Linked DNA regions of Mus musculus: all the other regions are linked to region 1. The links are chromatin loops, found by intact Hi-C in ENCODE. Cell type or tissue: heart. All regions are shown on one strand.

Region 1 (8,000 bases):
AAGGACCTTTAGTGTTTGGGCACACAGATTTCTTATTTAATCAAAGCATTAGTACCAGTCTCCAACATAGTCCCATCATTCAGGGAAGCCATGGTGGCTTTCTTGTATGGGGGAGAGATGAGTAAAGTATCTACAACTCCCAAGTAAGTAAACTTTCCTATGGGGGAGAGATGAGTAAAATATCTACAACTCCCAAGTAAGTAAACTTTCCTAACAGGAAAAAGGCTAATAAGCTTTAGGTAGCAAAAAGGTATAAAGAACAGCATGAGACTGGTGTGGGTGAAATGGATTAGTCAGCTGTGTAGTCTTTGATAATTGAACTTGGTTCACCTATACTCCCTAGTTGTTCAACCAAACACTAAGCATTGCCATGAAGTCATAATTAAACTTTATGTAGGAGAGAGCTTGAATAATCAAGGTAGGCATAGTTCTACCCATTGTAATGTCTTGAAAACAAGACAGGCTGATCCTTGCATAAGAATTAAGTTCCAACCACTTCATGTTCTCTTTTGGGGGGGAGGGGGAGAGGGAGTATACAAGAAAGGATTTCTGTGTAGGACAGCTGGCTGTCCTGAAACTCACTCTGTAGACCAGGCTGGTCTACAGATCTACCTGTCTCTGCCTTCCAAGTGCTGGGATTAAAAGCATGCACCTCCATGCCCAGCTTCAGCTCATGTTCTTCCTAGCCTCTTGTGGATAAACCATGGGGCACACTCTATCTATGATCTCCCAATCCAGTCTCCCTGTCCTAACAGGCTTTGGATTTGCTTAGCCAATTTCTAATGTGTACTTACTCTCTCATTCTCTCCTAGGAGTTCACTCCTTTTAAGTAATGAATAGACATGATCTATGTGATGACTTTGAGAGCAAGCATTCTAGGCAGTAGAAAAAGCAAATTATAGACTTGTGAGATAGAAAACTACACTAAACAGTATGCTCATGAAACAACAGAAATGCCATTGTTTAAACCAGGGAGAAAGTAGAGGTAACAGTAAAGGGTATGAGAAGTGTTTGAGTTTCTACACATTTTAAAGATGAAGTCAGCTGGACTTGCTATATATATGATATATGGCCTAAGATTGAAGATTCAATGTGACTCTTGGGCCTAAGTAAGTAAGATGATTAGGTGATGCTTCCATGGAGTACACTGAAATATTTGTTCCTATTCCAGTCATTTGTTTATTGTTTGCATACTTTAAAAATTGAAATATAAAATATATACCTGCTAGGTCATTTCACTAACTTACAGGATCTTGCTATTTTGTGCTGCTGAGTTCAAATGATCTTTGTATATTTCCATTAGCCCACTAGTAACATGACAAGGCAACATAGTATAAAGGTTCCTCCATCTTGCATTCTTGCTGAGGTCAATTTAGGTTTAATTAGAATTTGATTATCTTGATGGAAAATCCCATAGATTACCCAACACTGTTCTAGAAATCCAAGGTCAAAATGCCCCAACTAACTTTTCTTAGCTTCTGGTAAACCAGCTGCTTGTGTAAACCTTCCCTTCCAGCTAACACCACTTAGCTTTTGTTAAAATGCTAGCTTGCACAAAACTTCCCCTTGCAACTTCTGAGCTACCACGACATGGTTTTTGCCTCCCTTACTACAAACACGCAGTGCTACACTAGGATCCTAAATACCCAAGTGTAGGCCCAGCTGGACTAAAGACTTTCAATTGGCTATAAACTGCATCAGAGTAGTCATCTCTGATGGGATCTCCACAATAGTAACACTTGTCACCTTGAAAAGCTCCCTCGTAGGCCTTAGGTATAAACTACCAAACCACACAAATGTTATACTTACAGCTCATACCACTGTAACCTATACCCAAATCAAATAATAATACTGTTAGGTTTCTAAGAAATCTAGGTCTCAGTGTCTGTGAGTCCTCCCAGCACTCCTCACCCAACCCTCTACCCTAAACCTCTCCCTTTCCTGGAGTCTGGGCTTCTGTTTCCCTTCTTCCAGTTTGATCCCTGAAGGGACTCTAGCCAGCATGAGCATGGCACACGTGGCTCTGGCAGGCCTTGCTCTTTTCCCCTATACCCTCTGCCCACTGAAAACCTTTAGATCACATTTTTAAAGTCAGCCACCAAGGTCTGTTCCATTTTTGAACATTTCCTGAGGCTATCAAGGTCCAGCTATCAAAGTATTTAAATCCAGCAACAAAAAGCCCCCCTTTCCCACCCTAATAAACATGACCAATTAAAATGAAACACCTCATCCTAACAGGGCATTTGACTTTTATAAACTGCCTAAGGGCCAGTTGATACCTTTCTAACAGTCCCAGGAGATGGTGCCAAGTCAAAGGTGCTAAAAGCAGGATGTCTCCAGAAACCCAATACCCACTTAAAAGCCAGTGTTCCTCCCTTAACAAATCTGTTCTTTTTTTTTTTTTATTGTAATTGTGCTTCTTTGGGGATGCTCCTTTGTTCTCTCCCAACCTGGACTCCTCTCTTAATCAGAGACAGTCCTTTGTCCCTCTAGGACAAATAGCCCTTCACTCTCTACCTTGCTCCTTTCTGCTTCTCCTAGGCCTCTATCTGTTGCTTGTCCCACTAGAGGAAATAAATCTTTGTGTTGAGAATTTGGACTTGGGGTGTCTTGTGCCAAAACCAGTCCCTATATAACTCAACCATTTTTGCTACTTAGGTCTCTTGTTTGAGTCAGCCTCTCTTGGTCTGAGAAGGTTAGGCTGACTCCATGACAGGCTTTAAATTGACCGTTTGACTGGGTAAGGCCAGTCCGCAGAAGCTGCCTCACCACCTGGCCTGAGGCAAGGACAATGGGTCGGCACCAGTTTCCAGACTTCTTCAGCAACAGTTTTTAGTCTCCATGCCCGAGTAATGGAATGTCGATAGAAATGGGGTTAGAGGTCATCCCCTAGGGAATAAATGGAATCTCCTAACATGCATTAAATCAGGCCTTCAAGCTCACTTGGTTGACTCTTTATTTCTGGTAATGGGAGACTCCAGCACCGCTGGACTTCTGCAGAATAAAACACTCTGTGCGTTTACATACTGTTTGAGCCTAGGGTATGATTCTTAGACCATTCATGGACTCTTACAGGTTCAAGGCCCCTCTTGCTCTTATGTTGTATTTAGTCTAACAGTCATGTTCGACCTGGACCCTTCCCTCTGCCTGTCTTCCTTATAGCTACAAAAAAAAATTAAAAATAATAAAAAAAATCTTCTCCATACTTTAGAAGTAGCCATGTCCTCCTCCTTTTTATTTCACCTTTTCATAAACTTCAAAGGGTGGCACCTTTCTGTCATTGTCCACTCCAGAAAAGGATTGTTTTTATTTTTATCACTATAGGCCATGGGACTGGTGGTTTGAGACTTTTATTTAAGTTGCAACTATACACGACATACATCCCTGTCTAACTTGTCATTTTGTGCAAGTTTGTGTGAGAAGTTCGTACAGGTTGCATGCCTTAATGTTACATTAATATAAAGTGTAGTGTAGCAGCATTTTCCTTGACTTGCTGATGCTAGTAACTCCCCTAAGCATCTGTAAGCTGACAGCAGATTGCTCTACCTCCCAATGGGTACTGTTTGTTTTCTGTCTCGGTTTACTGGGTGTTATGGACGTCTCTATGCTGTCATAATTAAGATAATTTGAAAAACGGTTTTACGCTGGGGGTTTACTAATCCGGGCTGCTGCAACCCAAAGTCCTAAGAATTCCTCCACATTTTACGTGGAAATTCACTCAATCCAAACCCTGCTGAAAATACAAAATAAACCGCTAGTAAAGAGCGAAGGCAGTGGAAAACTTCGTATCAAGAGCTCATATAGGCAAGGGAGAATGGAGCGTTCGGCCACTTGAAACCGTGCCGCTTTCCACCACGGCGCCCAGAGCCAGTCAGGAAGCCCGTGCAACCTTCCTACAGTCCCACGAGATGGCGCCACGTCAACGGTGCTAGACGCAGGACGCCTCCAGAAACCCAAGGCCCACTTAAAGCCATTGTTCTACTTAGGAGCCTTCCTCCCTTAACAAATCCGTCCTTTTTTGATGGTAGTTGTGCTTCTTTGGGGGCGCTCCTTTGTTCTTTCCCGATACCTCAGAGCTGCCGAAGACAAGATGGCGGCCTGGCAACTCCGCATCGCACCAGCGGAAGCAGCCCTTCTCGAGACACTTCCTATCGGGTCCCCAAACCTTTGAAGGTTAGTTCCGGGGCTAGGTCTGGCCGCGGTTGCGAGCTGCGACTGCGCAGCCCGGTTCTGCCGGCGCGGAACGACGTCTCAATCGCTGGGGCGGAAGGAAGTGGCTGGACGCCTCCTGAGCATTCGATCGCTCGCGAGAATTGAGCGTTGCTAGGCAACCAGCCTGGGGGCGGGACTAGACTCGGAGGGGCGGGGCCTTGGGAGGCTCCGGTGGAGCCTTGCGAAGGTTCCAGAGCCGTCTCGTGCGGAGGGCGGGCCGCCGTGTCGCGCCGGGTCTGTGGAGCTCGCTGCCGGCGCTGCGACGCTCGTGGGTGGCGTGTTCGGCTTTTCCTGTCTGCTTCGGTGCACCGCTGCAGCTCCGGCCTCGGGTCTGACGCGCGACGGCATGGCTTCCGTTTTGGAAGAGGTAGGGGTCGGCCTGGACCCACCGGCTCGCGCCGCCGGGCGGCGGCTGCTTTCCCGGGGCTGATGTCCTCGGCTCTGCCCCCGTCGCGGGCCCGCGGCCTCTACGCCGCCGCCTGCCTGGGCCTGAGTGTCCCGGCCGCGGCTGGAAGGTCGGGGGTGTGTCTGGATCCCAATTTTTGGCGCGGTTCGTGGTAGGCTCGCGGGTGGCGGTCCCCTCTCTCCATTGCCTGAGGTCTTCTCGGCTCCCGGTTCCTGGCCAGGGATCAGAAACCTTCCTGCAAAGCTCTGAGCTCCGGGCCGGGGGCCATGGGAAGGAATTCCCATGCCCGCATGACTAGTCATGGTCACCGCTTTCATTTTATAGGTGGTTATACATACATTCTCTGTATTATTTCTAAACGCCCTGGACAGTGCTTATGGTTTCAGTTTTTATTTAGCAGTGCCAGTGGCGGACCTGCAGGCCTTACACACGCTAGGCAAGCTCTCTACCGTTCCGGTATACCCCCAGTCTTTATGTATAAAAGCAATTTTTAAAAAGTTACTGGGAATTGAGCAGTAGGTACGACTAGGAAATTGCCTGGCGTGTGTTTTTAGATTTGTAAAAAATGAATGTGAATGACTTGACTTTTTGGATCCTCGAGGTCTCCATAGCAAGAGTAATTGAATTGCCGGGTTTTGGCCAATACAGGTTTTATGTGATTGACATATTGTTTTCACAGAAACATTGGCTGTTAAGATTTGCTTTTCGGAAACTTCTCCCTCACTTAGAAATCATGGGCTTTAAACACATAAAAATTAGGAAGTTAAAGTATTCATCTGGGTATCTTGCGACAAGATAGGCAGGCACCACGTGCTCACTGGGAGAGTGGAGAGGGTGGCTTAACAGTTGTGCAGCATTAATTGTCTCCAAAAGAGAAGGGACTTTAGACTTGGAGCTATGCATATAGGGGCATGTTTTTCTTCTGAGATTAAAATTCACCTTATTCAATCATATTAAGATGTGAAATTCAACTTTTTCTGTCGTACAACCATCAGTGTTACCTAGTTGCAGACTATTTTCGTTTCCTTAAATAGAAATCCATTGTAGGTGCTCCATCTACTTAGGCTGGAGCCTTAGGATTTTCTAGTTCAGTCGTGGTATCAGTATGGCATTCCTTTGGGTGGTTGAATACTGTCCCATTGTACAGATGGAATTCCTACTCTTCTGTTTCTCCATCTTGCCGATTGTGATTTCTTGTAAACAAGTTTTGTTTTGTGGGCATGTTTTTAGTCCGTGTAATTGCCAAATAATAGGGAAAGTCTTAGGAAGCTACCGTTTCCACAAGAATTGCACAAAAGGTGCCATTTCTCCACACATTCACTAACATTTGTTATTTTATTGGGTGGTTTTTGTTCATATGCTAACATCCACATGAGGGTGTAGTACCACCTCATGCATTGGCTATGCATCTTCATAGCTGTGTGCATCTATTTGTGTGTGTACCTGGTGTCCAATTCCATGTCTTTGTGGAGGAGAGTTGGGTTCTTCCATTTTGAGCAGTTGGGTGGGAGTAGGTCTCACTGAGTACCCCTCACTTGGTCTTTGAGATACACTTGCCTCCAGAGTGGCAGAACTAAAGGCATGTGCCACCAGGCCAGACCGAGCCCCTATTTAACAACTGGGAAACAGATTCAAAGGGAGATAAATGTTTATGTATAGAAAACAAATGCATGCCAAGAAGGCAAGAAAAAGTGGACAGGAAACTGTTCTATCTAATCCCAGTCAGAACCTACACTGTCAGTGGTTTCTGGGCTGTGAATACAAAAATCAAGCAATGGTTCTCCTGTAGGTCGCATCAGTTGGTATCTTACTAAAGAGTCCATTAGAGCGAAAACTGGGAGGGCCTGGGAATTCTGCCATGAGTCAGCTCAAAAAAAAGATTCCCATTCCAGTTTAAAGCAAAACCTTTTCCTTTCTCCGTTTGTTAAGTAAAGCTCTGTCCTAGGAATAAGTACTTGCTTTGCTTTTAATATTTTTTTTTATTATGCTGATATTTAGAATCTGTGGTAAAGTCCCACCAACCCACTTTCACCAACAGTGGTACTTGATAATCCATATGAATTTTGAAACCACTGAAAAACTTTGAATGAAATATCTTGATTCTAAATTCAAAAGATGAGTGACAGTTTTGCAGTTTTGGATCTTAGAGTCAAGTTTCCTTGGGATTGTAGACCGGAGTTTCACTGTTGTGCTTTTTATAAACTGTTAGGAAATCATAATATAATGGCCACAGAGTAATGAGCTATTTGAGCTATTTTTTTTTTTTTACTATCTAATATCTAGCATTTAAAATATTTTAAAATTATTTTTTATTTCTTGAAATTATAATAAATATAAATATAATAAATCATTTCCCTCTTCCTCCCTCCAATCCCTGCCATTTGCACTCTTTCAATTTCATAGTTTCTCTGTCTCATTTTTTTTTCATTGTTGCATACATAGTCTGTGTGATGTTACTAGTAGGTAAGCTCAGGGCTGACCGTTTGGTACTGGGCTCTTCTGGGGAAGACTTTCTCCTGCCCTCAGCCTCTCTTTGGAGCCTGTTCTTGTGTAGAGTAGTGACACCCTAGGCTTTCCTTGTCCACATTAGCATATCTATTGTCATCTTTGTTCAGTTCAAGTTTAGGCTTTCTCGCTGAGATGTTTTTGGGTGGGTGTAACCTCTGCTTGCTAGGAGTCAAAGTCTTACAACAAGCTCCTTGATCCTCTAGCTCTTAAAATTTACCATTTCCACAAGAATTGCACATACTAACATTTGTTACTTTCTTTTGCAATTATCTGAGCCTTGTATGCCTTAGGTGAGGGAGTTACACTGCAGATCTATATACACTGCGACTGGACTCCACACCTCTGCGTTTGTATTGTGGTTTTCTGTAATGGACTCCTATCAATTGTAAATGGAACATTTAAGGATTTTTAATATTAAACCTTTTATTTAGTATGAAGGTATAAAAGTAAGGTTGTTGTTTTTATGGTTAGGTTACCAAGGCAGAAAATTTTAAGCATTTACTCACCATTAGGTCAGAGGAAATATTTAAGCTGATTGATTTTTGTGTCTGCCTATACATACCACATGTATAAGTGCCTATGGAGGCCAGAAGAGATCCTCAGATCCAAGGGAGGTAGAATTACAAAGACTTGTGAGCTACTTGATGTGGGTGCTGGGAACTAAGCTGTCCTTCGGTATGGGCTTTTAAGCATTCAACAGTGTCTTCAGTGCCAGCCCATTGACTTTGTAGCATTGTCTCCAGTGCCGTTCCACATTACATGTCTGTCTCTAAAAGGCAGAGGACTACCTGATATATTGGCATGACAAGAAAACTGGATTTGCAAAGACTAGTTTCCAAGAGTGTGTTCATATGAGATGATTGGATATTGAGCT
Region 2 (8,000 bases), 1.7 Mb before region 1:
TCCCCAAATAGCCAGATTATACATGATACTAAGACTTGAAAAGTAATTTTCTTTCTTTCTTTCTTTCTTTCTTTCTTTCTTTCTTTCTTTCTTTCTTTCTCTCTCTCTCTCTCTTTCTTTCTTTCTTTCTCTCTCTCTATTTCTTTCTTTCATTTCTTCTTCTTCTTCTTCTTCTTCTTCTTCTTCTTCTTCTTCTTCTTCTTCTTCTTCTTCTTCTTCTTCTTCTTTAGAAAAAGAGTAGCTAAATAAAGGTACATAAGGAAAAACATTAGGTGGAGAAAAACAGCAAATTCAGGTGCACTCACTCATACTTTCAACATTTTGTTAACAATAAAAGAAGCAGATACAATTTCAAGTAAATCAAAATACGTCAATGTCTACTAATCAAAAAAACACCTCCTTAAATTAGACAAATAGTTCTCTTCTTGAGTTTCTTAGGTACCATTTATATGGGAGATAAAGGACAAAAGAGATGACCAGAAGGTGTTGGCTGCTGTTCTGAGATCGGTCTGTTCTTTCTTACCAGCAGTAAAGACTTTCTGATCTTTATCAGGGCTGGGACCTGACCCCTACATAGTTTCTGTGTTGTTAACCTTTCAGGAATGGCTGAGCTTTTGTTCACTGTGCATGATGTCCCTTTGTAACTTCCAGAATAACCCAAATACCTGTAGGGAACATTAGTTACTGTGTGTAGGTGTGTGGTTAGAGGTTTGAGATTTTACTGAATTGAGAGAGTTTTTGTTATAGCAGATTCTCTTTCAAAAACAAACAAACAAAACAATAGATAATGCAATTAAGAGCCAAGTGAAAACCTAATAGCCATATCTCAAAAGAAGATATACAATAACTATATGGAAAATTACCATCACAATTTCTTAGGGAAATGCAGATTAAGAAAATAACATGTGCCGGGTGTGATGACTTATGCCTTTAATCCCAGCACTCGGGAGGCAGAGGCAGGCGAATTCCTGAGTTGGAGGCCAGCCTGGTCTACAGAGTGAGTTCCAGGACAGCCAGGGATACACAGAGAAACCCTGTCTTGAAAAAACAAAAAACAAAAACAAAACAAAACACCCCCCCGCAAAAAAAACAAAAATAAAAAAAAGAAAAGAACATGTAATCTTACTCCAGTTAGAATGACTACTATAAAAAAGATCCCCCTGACCCCCCAAATCTGACTAAGGTAAAGAAAAATAGGAACTATTCTATGCTCTTCATGGGGATCTAAGCTAATACAGTTACACATGTCTGAGTACGTGAACTGAGACTGTGGAACCATATAAACTTGAAAGGCTTTATATTGTTATAATGGTCTTCAAATGAGATCTTGAAGATAAACAAGAAAAGTTACGGTTGACAAGTGATGTGTTTGTGTGTCAAGTTGTCAAGGAATCAGTTGTCCTGTTTTTTTTTGTCAGCTTGTTATAAGCTAGAGTTATCTGTGTCAGGAAAGCTCAATGAAGAAAACACCTCCATCAGATTGCACAGAGGGAAGTCTGTAGGGCATTTTCTTAATCATTGAGGAGGGAGTTCTCAGCTCACTGTATGGGGTGCTTATCCTGGCCTCGTAATCCTAAATTGTATAAGAAACCTGGCTGATGGACTACTGATGGATTGGCTCAGTAGTTAAGAGCATTTGCTATTCTTGCAAAGAACTTGGGTTCAGTTTCTAACACCCAGATAGCAGCTTGCCACCTCCACGGGCACCAGGAACATATATGTTGCTACACAGACATACATGCAGGGGAAACAGTCATATATACAAAATAACAAAATACATACATCTAGGAGAGAAATTAGGCTGGGAAAGCTACAGGGAGAAAGGCAGGGAGCAGTGTTCTTGTTCCTGCCTGCAGATTCTTGTGTTGATGCTTCTGCCCTGACTTCTTTCTATGATGGATCGACTGTAAGCCAGATACCCCCTTTTCTTCGCCAAATTACTGTTGGTCATGATTTTTTATTACAGCAGTAAAAAGTAACTTAGGGCCCATGGAAAACAGTATGATTTCTTTGAAAACCAAACCAAACCAAACCAAAACTATGGGAAAGCCCTGCTAATTAAGGTCCAAATCTACCATTGCCCAGAAGGCCTTCTGGGCTCAGCACAAAATGGAGGCCTTCCTTTACTGGCAGGGCTTCCCCCTTCTCTAACCTTAACCCTCCACATACCTCTACCTGCAGAGTATCACATAGCCTTGGTTAAGATTACAGGTTCAACTTTCTTCCTCCCAATATGAACCTGTTCAGCTAGCACCTGAGATTTCTGGATGCCTCTCCATGTTAATGAGGCATCCTGGTACCTTAAGCCTTTATCCAGTGACCTTTGCCCATCCTAGATGTTCCTACCCTACTCCCATTCCCCAAAGTATATAAGCCTTGCATCATTCCAAGTAAGTTAATCTGTTTTCCAGAAGCTGGTCCTGGTGGGCCATTATTACCTGATGTACTCACAGGGCTTCTGACACTCTTCCCCACCCAATCCAGTCTCTGCTCCATCTTCCCTCACAAACCAAAAAAACAAAACTACCAAACAATTCAACAATCCTGCTGCTTGGTGTTAGCATTTCTAGGCTCCACCCCACAGTTATGCCTGACTCACTATAAAAGGGGCTGCTTGCCCCCTTCTTTCTATTTTTGCTTGCCTTTCTACTCTCTCCCACTCTGTCCCTTCTCCCTTCATTTTCCTCTCCCTCTCCAAGTGTTCATGGCTAGCCTCTACTCCTCTCCTCTCTCTCTCCCTTTCTCTGTCTCTACTATCTTGTCAACTCCCCTCCCCATGCCCTAAATAAACTCTATTCTATACTATACTTGTATGGCTGTTCCTCAGGGGTAAGGGATGCCTCAGTGTGGGCCCGCAGAAGCACAGCCTTCTCCCTGCCCCCCTCCCCCAACTCCATACTGTGCCTCCACCTAACATATCCCCGGCTTTTTCTTTTATATAAAACATAACACCTGGGTAAATGTCAAGGAGGAATTGCACAGTCGCCAAAATATGGAAGCAACCTAGGGATCCATTGATAAAGAAAATACAGTATATTTATTTACACATTAAACTATAAAAAGAACGAAATCTTGTCATTAGTTGTAACACAGATGAAATTGGAGAATGTTGTGTAAAATCAGAGGTAGAAATACAAATGCCGTGTAGTCTCTCTTATACATGAAAATTAAGATAATTTCAAAGATGAGAACAGAATAGTGTTCACAGATCTCAGGAGTTAAGGGTGGGAGAAGTGGAGGAGGTTAATGGGTATGGCGGTGCAGATAGATGAGAGGAACTGAAAATAAAATAAAATAAAATAGGAAGGGAATGACTGCTCCTGGGCATGGTAGAGGAGGTTTATACAAGGGAGACATAGCCAGAGACAGGGGCATCTGGACGAGTCCAGAGTGAATACGAACCTGAGCAGGGGCCATGTGAGGAAAGTGGAGGAGGCAAGGAGAGCCAGGAGACCAGGAGATCAAGAGGCCAGGAGGGTAAAGGGCAGACCAAAAGGGCCAGGTAACCAAAATGGCTGGATTATATAGGGAAGGGTGCATGAGGGAATGGCTGCCCAGCCCCTGGGCTGGAGAAGTTTGGAGTAGGGGCTGATGAGAAGAATCCTGCAACTAACTGGTAGAGACTGAAGAATGCTGGGAGAACGTGGCAGCCAGTTCTGCTTTGATATGTTAAATAGGCACACGGGAGACTTAGAGGAAGGAACTGCTATACTAAGAGGCCAAAAGTCTAGTCTCTTCCAACTGCTGTCTTTCAGGATCAGTAAGCTACTTGAAGAGATGTCTGGCAGTAGCCACAAAGCATTCTGAGATTGCACACCAACGCTCCCTAAGTAGGATTCTGGGCCTCAGCTTTTTACAGATTTTGGGGTCTCCATCTGTGAACACCACTTCTTTTTTTTTTTCTTGTTCACAGCAAGTATGTGTAGGAGTTCGCTTTCTCTGCTTCCAGACGCCGAGAGTCCGTAGTGTCTTTTCTGCCTTGCAGCAGCAAACCCACAGCCCGAAATTAAAAGAACAAAAAAGAACACTAAAGCTCTATCTTAGGAATCTGGCGGGCAGGTAGGAATTCTCACTTAGGTGAAAGAAAAGCTCAGTCCTTCCCAGCCAATCATGTGAGAGGAAACGTTGACACGCCTCTTTCTACCTTCCAATCATCATCTACCTCAGTAAGCCCGACCCACTGCCGGTAAACCGACTTTTAAATTGCATTAGCATGCTTTCTCCTGACCCTCTCCAGTCATTCCAGGCCGTTCCATGACTGTGCTCCAAGGAAGAATTATAGACTTAACAATGACAAATGACAAAGCTAGTCAGTCTGAAGGTGAGAAGTGAAAGTGTAAAACTCGAGAACCAAACCCGCGAGTTCTACGGAGGAAAAAAAAAAAAGGCGGGTTCGGGCAGGAGGACTACAAGCCCCAGATACCCGTGCGCGGAGGCGGCGCGTGCCAGCGAGAGTGGGCAGGCCATTGAAAGGCGGAAGACCGAGGGTTACAGGACTTCCTGTTCGAGCGCCAGCGAGTGGGTGGGACCTGCGCAGGTTGGGCGGCGGTTGTGGCGTTTTGGAGCTTTGTCAGCGGAGGGGGCGTGGCCCGCGCTGTGACTTGTGGAGCGCGAGCCGAGAGGGACGTGGGTGACGCGTCTCCTTCCACCCAGCTCAGTGGAGTGCGAGGTGCGCTGGCCCGGCCGGGGATTGGCTGCTGAGAGGCGAGTACGCGGCGGCCGTTGGTCGCCGGCAGCACGGAGCGAGGGCCCGGGCGGGCGGGGCGGGGATGGGGAGGCAGTGGCGGCGAAGGCCGGAGGAGGCGGGCGCGGGCGAGCGGGCAGACAGAGCGGCGGCGGCGGCAGTCTCCCGAGCGCTCCTGTGAAGCGTCCCTATTCCCGTTGCCGTGGGCCTCTCGGGGAGGCCATCCGGGACGCGAGCCGCTGCGGAACCGCTCCCCAAGCCCCACTGCTCTTCGGACTCTCGGTCCCATCCTCGCGTTTCTGCTCCGGCTCCTCCATCTTGGCCTCGACAGTGGCTGCTGTGGGGAGGATGTGCCGCCTCCTGGCAGGGGGAAGAAGGAGGAGAAGATGAAGAAGTACCGGCGGGCCTTGGCCCTGGTCTCCTGCCTCTCTCTCTGCTCTCTAGTCTGGTGAGTAAGGGGCCGGCCTCTGGGGACTTCCCGTGGGGATGAAAGAGGGAGTAGGTCGGGTCACACCCCCAAATCATCTCGGCTTTTTGGGTTGCTTGGTGCTCCTGCTCCTAAGCCAGGGACACAGCGGCCACCCAGCTCTTCCTCTTGTGGTTTACGAGTTGTGTTTTGGAATTTGCAGAGTTCCAGCAGGGAGAGAAGGGGATATTGGGGATCACTTTTTGCCTTTGTACTCGGGTACCCCATCACCGCAGTTAGGGCAGTTTGGGTAGTGTTCAGAAAGCTAGTGAGTGAGTTACTCAGTTTTGCTGTCAGTTCATTTGCTTTCGTTATGAGGTAAGGGCAGGGGCGAGTCAGGTGTGATGTGTTCCGGACCTGTGATTTTGAAAACGTGAGTCGTCATGAGGGTAAGAGTAATGTCTAAACTGTTGTTCTTCTGGTCAGGTCTTGCACAATCTTGACCAATAGTACTTTTGGGGCTGCTCCTTGAAACCCTGCGGCGTGGGGCGGGCGGGATCCCTGATGAAGCCCTTTTTCGGTTAGCCTGGTGGGAGAGGATTATCACAGATGTGGAGTCAGCCATAGTTTTGGGGCATGTTCTTTGGCACTAGAAAGGAAACGGTTTTTGCGACCCGCTCTGTCCCTTTCTCTGAAGTTCTATGGAGTTCAAGTTAATTTCAAGCACATCTCTGGATGTCCAGGAGCAGACATAGCTTATGAACCAAAGGATTGCTAAAGGTGTACTTGGAAAAGCCATTCTTTCTGAAGGAATTCCCAAAGAGCCTTGAGACTTGGTGACTGAAAGTGATGGCCTTTGTGTTAAAGAGATTTTGCTTCTTATACTAAAATCTAAACACACTTTCTTATTTACCTTATGTCTTCAAAGCGCCAGTAATAATTCCCTTTTTTTTATGGGTGTAATGGAATCCAGAGGTGCTCAAGTTGTAGAGTTGTTGCTCACATAGAATAATATATTAATATGGGCTCAAGAAAACACTTGTCTGAGAAAATCTGACTGGAAAGACTGTATTTCTTGTCATTCTGAATCCTTTAAATACTCCTTAAGAGAAACTGGTACCTGAAACCAGTGTAGGATTAGGTAGCAATTTCTTAGAGTTGGTGAGCTTCTCTTACTAGCCTTTTCTCCCCTCATTCAGAAATTATCTCCAGATTTTGTTACCCACTTCTCTTTTGTAGATTGAGTATTCTATGTTCATATAATAATCAGTTCTAGGGTCTACCCAGGACTTACTCTATTACTATTACTGCAGTTTAGTTTGATCTTATACTGTCATAGTTGATAGATTGTGTGTGATACAGCCTTCTGCCTTTTCTCTTTTCCTGCCTAGAGTGCTATAGATTTACCTTAACAGAAAACCAAAATGCATCCTATCTATTCATTCTGGTTGCTATTTTTTTCTTTTGCACACTGCTAATCACAATTCTTGGTTAAGTAGTACAGTGTATTCTAGGTGTAATTGTAGTGTAGCTACAGAAGAACAGTGATAGCTAATATTTATTGTTATCTGTACCAAGCATGTGGCATGTGTACGTTTTAGCATCTTTGTCAGCAAGGTCCTCTTAGGTAGATATTATTAGTTGAATTCTGTATTTTACAGATGAATAAATAGAGAGGCTAAAGTTATGCTTGCAACAGAGTAACATGGCTAAGCAGCTACTGCATTCTAAAATTTAGATTTGAACCTAAGCAGCTTGTAATACAGGCTCCTCACTACAGTGGTCCTCTGACTGACTATAGGTTAAATAAGGCCTGTGTTTTTAGACAGATACAGTACCATCACTTACTAGATATGTGTACTTGGACATGCTATATAATTCCTTTGAACTTTAGTTTTTAGAGCCTCAGTATGATAAAATTGATCCATTCATACCAAAGTTATTAGAAGCAAATGAGATAACACATGCACTTTGTAAAACAGTAAGAGCATGCTGTCTTTCATTATAAAAGCATTCAAAGGTGTTTTTCTTATGTTTACTGTGTATTGAATATTGTGAATCTTGAAAGCTTGAGTGAGTGGCCTCTCTCGTTTTTAGTACTGAAACTATCTCAACTAAGAAGCCTCCTTGTAAGCTCCTACTGCTGCTATAACAAATTACCAGAAATCCACTGGCGTACACATAGTTGTTTTATAGTTGTAGGGTGTGTGTACAGGAGTCCAAAATCAGTCTCACTGGGGCAAGTATTAAGGTGGCATGGCTGCTTCATTCTGGAGACCCTGAGGGGGAGACTCCAGTTCTTTGACTTTTTCAGCTTCTAGGTGTTGCATAGATTCTCTCTCCTGTCTCTCATCACTTCAACCTCTCATTTTGGCCTTCAACATCTGCTTATGACGGCCCTTGTCTTCCTCCTTCAAGGACTTATTATATTGTGTTTACCCTTAGTCAATATCCATGTCTCTTAGTTTGCTGAAGTCTTCAAAGTTTTATGATATAATATACACTATTCAGAAGCTGAAGGTGCAGAACTCTCTCAGTCATTGACAGAGGGGAGTTGATCATCACACTGAAGTGGACGATGTGATCCAAACCTTTGAACAGTTATTCTGAGTATGTTCCCTAGTAGTAAAACTTGGTGCATGTGCCTTTAAAATGTGTCTAATTATTTGTAATTTATCTACATGTATCAATATGGCATCAGTATTGTACATATAATTACCAAAGTTAGTTGTTTAAGAAAGATAAAAAATACTTTGTTAATATTACCATTTGTTTTCATTAAAGTAATTTTCAGTGAGAACTGTTTAATTTAAGAGATTATTTTATATCAAATGTAGATAAATGGTTTATAATGGTTACTCTTCTTAGCCTTACTATTTTGTTACTGGTTTATGCTTGTACTATTATCTT
Region 3 (8,000 bases), 920 kb before region 1:
TTAGCTAATTAAAGACAAAATAATATGCTGCCCTGGCTTTCTGCTTTCCTAGAGAACAACCTGCTTTGTTCACACCCAGCATTCCAATAGACAGCATAAGAGAGGCTGACAATTACCAGGACAATACTATACACTGGTCCCTTGGCTTAGAATAGGCCAAATTAAAAAAAAAAAAAACAGACAAAAGTCTAACTTCCCTTAAAAATCACAACATAAGTGTGGTTTTCAAAGACCATTCCATCATCCTGTCATGCCAGTTGCTTCAGGGTTGTGGAGTACAAGGTAACAACAGTGAATTCAGTGAGTTCACTGGTACACTTCTTTGTAAAGTGAAGTCCTTGGTAAGAAGTAATTCTAGGTGGAACATTATGAGGATGGATAAAGCACTCTGCATGGCCATGGTTGGGAGCTTTGGCAGCAGCATTACAACCAGAAAAGGCAAATTCATATCTAGAATAAGCATCCATTCCAGTAACTGAAATCTTTATGCTTGTACCATGAACACTTTACCCACTGATCCATCTCCCCATTCTCCAAGCCCTTTAAAAAATCAGTTATGGTTAAGGAGGTGTTTCTCTACACAAGAAATGCAACCATCTTTTTTATTCTATTTGTGCACTTTCTTTTTTTTTCTTTTTTTCCTCCTTTTTGGTTTTCAAGACAGGGTTTCTCTGTGTAGCCCTGGCTGTCCTGGAACTCACTCTGTAGACCAGGCTGGCCTCCAACTCAGAAATCCACCTGCCTCTGCCTCCCAAGTGCTGGGATTAAAGGCATGTACCACCACTGCCCGGCTTGTGTACTTTCATTATATATATTTCAAACACATTTAATGTTGTAGGGTATAATGACCCAACCCTTAGTATGTCAATTTGAGGCCTCTAAAGTTTCATTACAACCTGTTGTGTAACAGTTTCCTCCAGGTCTGAAACATCCTATCCTGTAGAGGAGCTCCTTGAGCAGGAAGACAAACAACTCAAATAGCTTAAGGAAGTCTCTGAAATTGACTAGATTCACTAGGGCTCTCACTGCCAGAGGAAGGGAAAAAAGCTCAGACTGAAGAACACAGAACTGCAAAGAAGACCCTTGGATGAGTCCAGCTGCCAAGGAGACTTAGACAAGCTAAGTTGCAAAGAAGACTCTCAGGAGAGAAAATCTTCAAAGAAGTGCTCCAAACCAGACCAGCTGCCTGGAAAAGGTTCAGATTAACTGAGGCATCTAGGAAAGGATACTCTCCAAACAGGTTGTGCAGTGTGTTCTAGGTTCCCAAATTTGTGAGCTGTCACTCATGCACTACACAATGGTGTAGATTTTGGTGGTGCAGCTGTCATTTCTGCTCCTGTGAGTAACCTTTACCCATATTCCTGAAAGTAATCCCAATAAAATTCATTGGTTCACCAAGTTGGACTTTGGGTGGTACCCATACTATGGTCTGTTATGAGTTCCCTATCTAGGGTAATTAGATAATGTGTGTTACATCTTCCCAGGAAAAGTTCTGTTACACAACACAACCTCAGAACTTCCGACAGGAGTTTGCTGGGGATTGAAACCAGGGCTCCACACATACAAGACGAACATTTTAAAAATTGAGTTATCTTCCCCCACCTCTACAAATAACTCTTGACTCAGAAAGTTGCAAGGAGTGAAATATCAACATATAGGTAAGAAAACTGAAGTTAGAATAAAGCATTTGCTTGAGATCATGAAGTTAGCACCAGGACAAAGATCTTCTGTTTCTCCATCATAGAAACCTATGTGTTGTGATAACAAAATAGCTACGACTATATACTTTATAAAGAAAAGAAGTTTGTTGATCTCATTCTGGTGACTGGAACGTCCAAACAACATCATGTTGAAGAACCACACCCCATCCTTTTAATACATTATAATAATCACAATGGCAAAAAAGGAGATGGCTACATGCATAAGGTACCAATTACTGGGGACAAAGAACACCAAGGAATATCTTAAGTGCTGCCAACCATATTTTCCCTGATCACTGAGACCAGATATGGATTCCCTGCTACATATTTTCTTAATGCAAATCCTGTACATCACTTTCAGATATACTGATATTGTAATTAAGCAACCACACAACTTGTGTTTTAATTTTATAATGTCTATTTCCTCAGAAATGAAGATTTGACAAAACCAAGAGTCTCATGGGTCTTGTTTACAACTAAGCCTTGGATTCTATGTCCTTTAAACATGACAAATAGGACACTATTTCTCATCAAATGTCTAAAAGTTAAGCTCATTGGCCCCCAGAGTATTGTTTATTGCCCCAGACTCACACATTATAAAACCAGTTCTAAGTATATTTTCAACTAGAAATTTAGGATCCCTAAGAGGACGCCTATGGGATTGTAGGAGTTCTATAATAATTGGAAATGCCAGTTTTTTCATATGTTTATTTTTATGTATACTTTGTTAATTGGCATAAATATGAAGAGCTGATTCACACTGAACTCCTCCCCTTTAAAAAGAAACAGAGTAGTTGAAGCACAAGCCAGCTTACAGTGGGTAGTAGGTTAAGAAGGAATCAATGGGTTAAGAATAGGAAATATTACTTTCACCCTGGCTTAAAAGCCCATTTTAGTTACTAGCATTCCTTAATGTTTTTATAACTCCCTTGCTATAGAACTGTATAGCTATAAAGAATTAAAATCATGACTCATATTTTGGAAGAATCTGAGTCACTTTGAAGATGACTTTTAGACAATCTACACAAAAGAAACCTGAGAGGTGCACATATAAGATGCCATTTCAATGGATCAGAAAAATGTACATCTAAACTATTTTATACCCATCAGATTGGCAAAAAATTAAAGTTGAAAGTACCAATAATATGGACCAACGAGAATCCTTGAACCTTTCTGGAGGAAGATATAATATAATTGTGGCCAGAATCTAGAACCATTGTACACGGCATCAAGTTGTGGCTCTAACCCTTACAGGCTATGCTCCGTAGATACCCTTACCCTTTTGTAAGTTACATAACGCTTTGGTACCGACTGGAATGGCACTATCTGAAACATAATGCTACCACCATTTGGAAAAATGGTAATAAATCCTTCAATAAGAGAGATACTAGAACTGATAAACTAATACACAATGTTATATGCTAAGTATTTGATAATAAATGGGGTATCCATAGCTGTTACTAGTACATATATTATTTACTTATATATCACTGGTACATATGAAGAAAAAACTTGGCCAAATGACAAAGTGTATCATAGAACTAGAATTAGAAGTTGAATTTAAAGACCAATCATTCCCACTACAAGTTTATTAATATGAGGTATATTTCCTATCAAAAACAACTGCACAGAGTCTATAGATGTCAAATAAAGTTCAGCTAAAGAAATTTTGGTTAATAATAGCCTTGTATAGTTTTCAATACATCAGCAACAGACTTTTAGTTATATACTCAAAAATGAAACCCTCACCTCATACATATTTTATTTGGTTGCTCTCTAAGTATATTGTAAAAGTCAGATCGACTAATGGTACCAGTCCTGGGAAACGCTCAGCGAAAGGCACAGCTACTTCCGGAGCCATGACGGAACTACTTGCCCGAACACGTGCAGTTCCGTGGGAAGGATTTAGCCATCGGACCGCTTCCTGTTTCTGGATCTGGGCGGGTGCAGGGAAAGGAAATCGCTGCAGGAGCCGCATCCTGCCTGCGCTAGCGGCTCCAGAGGTGGAGGCAGAGAGGGCGGAGAAGGCAGAGAGGGTGCCGCAGAGAGAAAAGTGTCAAAGCCAGTAAGTCAGAGCTCTAGAGCACGGGATGGAGAACAGAGCCCTAGGTCTCGCTTTGCAGATCTATGAGCTCAACTTGCCGAACTGCCCGGCGGGGTCAGGGCAGTGCTTTCTAGGCTGCCTGTCAGTCGTGCCTCTAAGGGACGGTAGGGTTCCTCGGTCGGGCCTTTCAGGGCTCCAGGCTGCGCTGCTGCTGGCTGCCCGAGGTGTCTTGAAGCCAGGGCAAGGCTGTGCAATGCTTGCTGGGGACGCAGGACTCCGCATCCTGGACAGCTTCACTTGGAATTCTAAGGGAGCGAGCACTCTGCCTCCCATTTTCTCTCTGGAAGCCAGCAAGATCCTGGCGGTGAACAATATTTCGGCGACTAAGACGAGAGCTTGGGAGAGTTGTAGTCTAGAACTACTTTCCCTGCCCTTGTTCAAGCTGCCCGGGCTGGGCTGGTCGGAAGTGGAGTTGTTTTTAAAGGCAACCGCCTCCGGCCTGCTTGTCACTTCAGAATAAGTTAACAACCTTCGGATTCAGTGCTAAAACAATGCTTTTCCTATCCGAGTCACTAAATTAGTACTGCTGCTGGTATCAAGTGATTACTCTGCAAATATACTTGATGGTGAAGTTAAAAAATCAAAAAACTCCCCAGGTGCTTCTTGAGCAGAAAACACCAACTAGCGATCATGACTATTTTGATCCTGACTGCTTTCCCAGTCACCCTCACATTCACATATAATCTGTCACCTTAGCATCTTTAGTTAGTGATAGTCCTCTTAAAGGCATTACATTATGATTGCGCATCTACGCAAAGATTACATTAGGATGTAAGATTCCTGATTACAGACGAAATGAGTGAAGTGATTATACAAGTTGCTGGAGAACTCGAACAGTTTTTAGTAAGCTACTACTTCTCTCTTGTTGAAGGTACGGCTTTAGAACACGGTGAAGGATACTTTTCATGGTGCAGGGAAGGAAAGCCAATGCGCAGGTAAGCCTTTTTAAGAATATGAAACATTGATTTCAGTGATTGAAATTAAGCTTCTACTAACAGTGCATCGTTTACGATTATTTATTCACAAACCTTAACAAATCCTGCTTGGAATTAATCGTTCTTGTTTCAAGTAAATCGAAACTAGTAATGTCAGAAAATAGCAACTTCGTTTATTTGGTTGTGTTGTTTTGTGTTGTCTAGGGATTTTTGGGTTTCTTTGCTCGTTTGTTTGCTTTGAAACAAGAACTATTATGCAGTCCTAGCTGTCTTGGAACGTGCTATGTAGACCAAACTGCCCTCAAAATCCGAGATCCACCTGCCAGTATCTCCCAAGTGCTGAATTAAAAGGTGTGCACCACCATACCCTACTACAGCTTTATATTTTATATGTAGGAGTTAGATTTCTAAAGAGTTTGGATTTTCTGGTTCTTAATATTTAAATCTGCCTTTTTGCATAGTAGTTTTTTGTTATCCATAATCATTAAGTGTGAAATTTTGTGAGCTTACTATAAATGTAATACCCTGTACAATATAGAGGAGTCTGTTGCCAAGGAAAAGTAGTATTTGTAAGATGCTGTACTGCATTCCCAGTTATGGTTTGATTATTTTACTGGGGTTCATCAATATGCTTACTAAAATAGCTGCATTACAGTAAAGCTTAAAGACTAAAATAGATGTAGAAAAATAGAAAAGTATGTAGTGCCAGTCTGCCTTCCTCCAGAATTTACTAATGCCTTTTCTCAATCTGTCTTAAGAAATTGTACTAGAATCTTTATTGAAACAAGTCAGTTGTATTTATTCATTGTTTAGACTTGTATTATGGTTACAAACTTATTTTGTCACATGTCACTTAACATCAAAGATAAACAACACAGAGACCCTCATAGAAAAGAGGCATCCCATCATAATAAGGACAGGACTTAGGACTAGGAGGAAGGCTGGACGTGGCCTTGCAAACCTGTAAATCCCAGCACCTTACAGGCAGCGGCAGCAAGATCTCAAGATGAAGTTCAAGTAAAGAGTGAGAATCGATGTCCTTTTCAGATTTGTTATTGATACATCAAGTGGCTTTGAACTGTTGTGCTTTCTCTTGTCCTGTTCACTTTGCTGCTGTGTGTGCCCATGATACAGCATTAGGAAGTACTCATGACCCTATAGTAAGAAAATATTAGATTTTAACATACTAGAAGAAACTAACCACACATATATTAAGTGCTTCACCACTTCTTTTTCTAGCATGATTATAAAAACCACCAGTTTTTGTCTCATCCTCGGTCGCCATAAATGTAAATAAATCTTATGTAATTGCTAAAATAATAACTTAATATTTTTAAATTAAATTTTATTTTTAAAAAAGTTTTGTATAATATAGTTTGACCTCTCTATTGTACAGGGTATTACATTTATAGTAAGCTCACAAAATTTCACACTTAATGATTATGGGTAACAAAAAACTACTATGCAAAAAGGCAGATTTAAATATTAAGAACCAGAAAATCCAAACTCTTTAGAAATCTAACTCCTACATTCCAATATAGTTTAATATAGTTTTGACCATATTCTTTCCCTTCCCCCAGCTCCTTCCAGGTCCTCCCTACTCCCTACCCATGCAAGTTCCTGTTCTTTTCCCTTTTAACTGCATGCGCACACACACACACACACACACACACACACACCACCACCACCACCACCACCACCACCTCCACCACCACCACCACCACCACCACCAACAACAACAACATGGAGTATGTTTTATGTTAGCTAGTCCCTCCTGAGCACGGGGCCTAGCCTGGACTGTGGTTGATATACTCAGTGAAACCTGAATTTTCCTCTCTCAGCAGCTATCAGTTGCAAATAGCTTTTTGGTTGGAGTGAGACTTTATGCCCAATTCCCCTTCTCGGTACTGGGATTTTATAAAGGAAAACCAGACTGTGGCAATGTTTTTAGTGTATTAGGAATTTCTATATAAAATATACACAGACTCACTCAATGCCAGGAGCTCCTTTTCCTTTAGTTTTATTACACAATGCTGTCAGCTTTTTAAAATGATGTTGATAATTCTAATGCCATCAGTTGTTGAGTTACAGTTTTTATTATCAGACTTGGCCAGTGGTCAGCCTACCCATTATTCTTTGGTCCTACTTTGACTGAATGCTGCCTACATTAGGCTATGATCACGTTTCCCCTATCCATTCCTTCTGCTGCTAAAACTCAGGAAGTAACCTTTCCACGGCAGTGCTGGGTCTATCCTCAGCTGCCGCTAAAGAGACTTGGAGTGAAAGCAAGTCTGTATTGTGATTTTTTGGATGCGTGCTCATTCTCTCTCACAGATTGTAAGTTCCCCCATAGAACCTAATGCCCAACACCATAACCTCACAGCACCTAATGACTACTGAATAATTGTCTGAATGAGCAGCTCCTCTGGGCTCTTTCCTCTGGCTGGGGGGCAGGCTCTATGGACCAGGAAAGATCGAAAGCTCTCATTAAAGGTATTCTTTCGTAGTTTTAATGTTTTTTAAAAGATTCAATTGTTTATTTTTTTTGAAATGATATTATTATTATTATGTGCATTGGTGTTCTATCTGCATTTTTGTCTGTATGAGGGTGATGTATGCCTTGGAACTGGAGTTTCAGACAATTGTGAGCTGCCATGTGGGTCTGGGAATTAAACCCAGGTTCTTCAGAAGAGTAGCCAGTGTTCTTAGCTGTTAAGCCATCTCTCCAACTCCTTAACATTATTTTTAATTGTATGTATTTATGCAATAAGGCATGATAATTTGATATATGTGTATAATGTGTAATGATCAAATCAAAGTAATTAACCCAGTCATCTTTTAATACAAGGGTTGTTTGTTTATTTACCCATTATGGAAAATACTATGAAAGTCCCTAAAAACAAAACAAAGTCTATCACTTGGCCAGCTATCCCATTTAGATGTGTGTGTGTGAGTGTGTGTGTGTGTATGTGTGTGTGCGTGCATATCCATCCAAAGGACATGACATCATTGTATCAGAGAGATTCCTGTCCTACTATGTTTATTGTAGCACACAGACATGATATATAAATCACCTGAAGTATCCATTGAATAGAGGAAGTAGAAGAGCACACACACACACACCAATATGTAGTCATTTAGAAAAAAAGAATATGCAGCAACCTAGATAAGTTACAGCAACCTAGATCAAAGTATGTTAAATATTATGTTAAGTAAAATAAGCCAGATATATAAAAAGACAAAGCTGGACCCTGCCCCTCA

Evidence for each region. Hi-C counts contacts between places; a loop is a spot of excess contacts. Peaks named below come from ENCODE experiments on the same cell type or tissue, not always from the same donor. Only the 100,000 strongest peaks of a DNase experiment are listed, where the experiment ranks them.
Region 2: it touches region 1 in a loop (9-fold over the local background); 4 of 42 quality-filtered maps call a loop at or near these places.
Region 3: a loop joins it to region 1, with 4 times the contacts of the local background. A loop is called at or near these places in 2 of 42 quality-filtered maps.

What each region holds. Positions count from the first base shown.
Region 1 is chr1:160,209,226-160,217,225 of GRCm38, reverse strand. Cacybp (calcyclin binding protein) reads left to right here and starts at 4,334. Exons shown (of 6, transcript NM_009786.2): 1 at 4,334-4,579. The coding sequence starts at 4,559. In heart, a CTCF peak has its summit at 3,914 (motif pointing right); a DNase peak (open chromatin) is centred at 4,275; H3K4me3 peaks cover 3,686 bases; H3K27ac peaks cover 2,944 bases.
Region 2 is chr1:161,873,443-161,881,442 of GRCm38, reverse strand. Suco (SUN domain containing ossification factor) reads left to right here and starts at 4,761. Exons shown (of 24, transcript NM_001357402.1): 1 at 4,761-5,132. The coding sequence starts at 5,071. In heart, a CTCF peak has its summit at 4,819; DNase peaks (open chromatin) are centred at 4,142 and 4,572; H3K4me3 peaks cover 3,558 bases; H3K27ac peaks cover 2,741 bases.
Region 3 is chr1:161,127,128-161,135,127 of GRCm38, reverse strand. It overlaps Klhl20 (kelch-like 20), which reads left to right and starts at 3,649. Exons shown (of 12, transcript NM_001039482.1): 1 at 3,649-3,765; 2 at 4,676-4,739. The coding sequence starts at 4,732. In heart, a CTCF peak has its summit at 3,701; a DNase peak (open chromatin) is centred at 3,627; H3K4me3 peaks cover 2,069 bases; H3K27ac peaks cover 1,397 bases; H3K27me3 peaks cover 447 bases.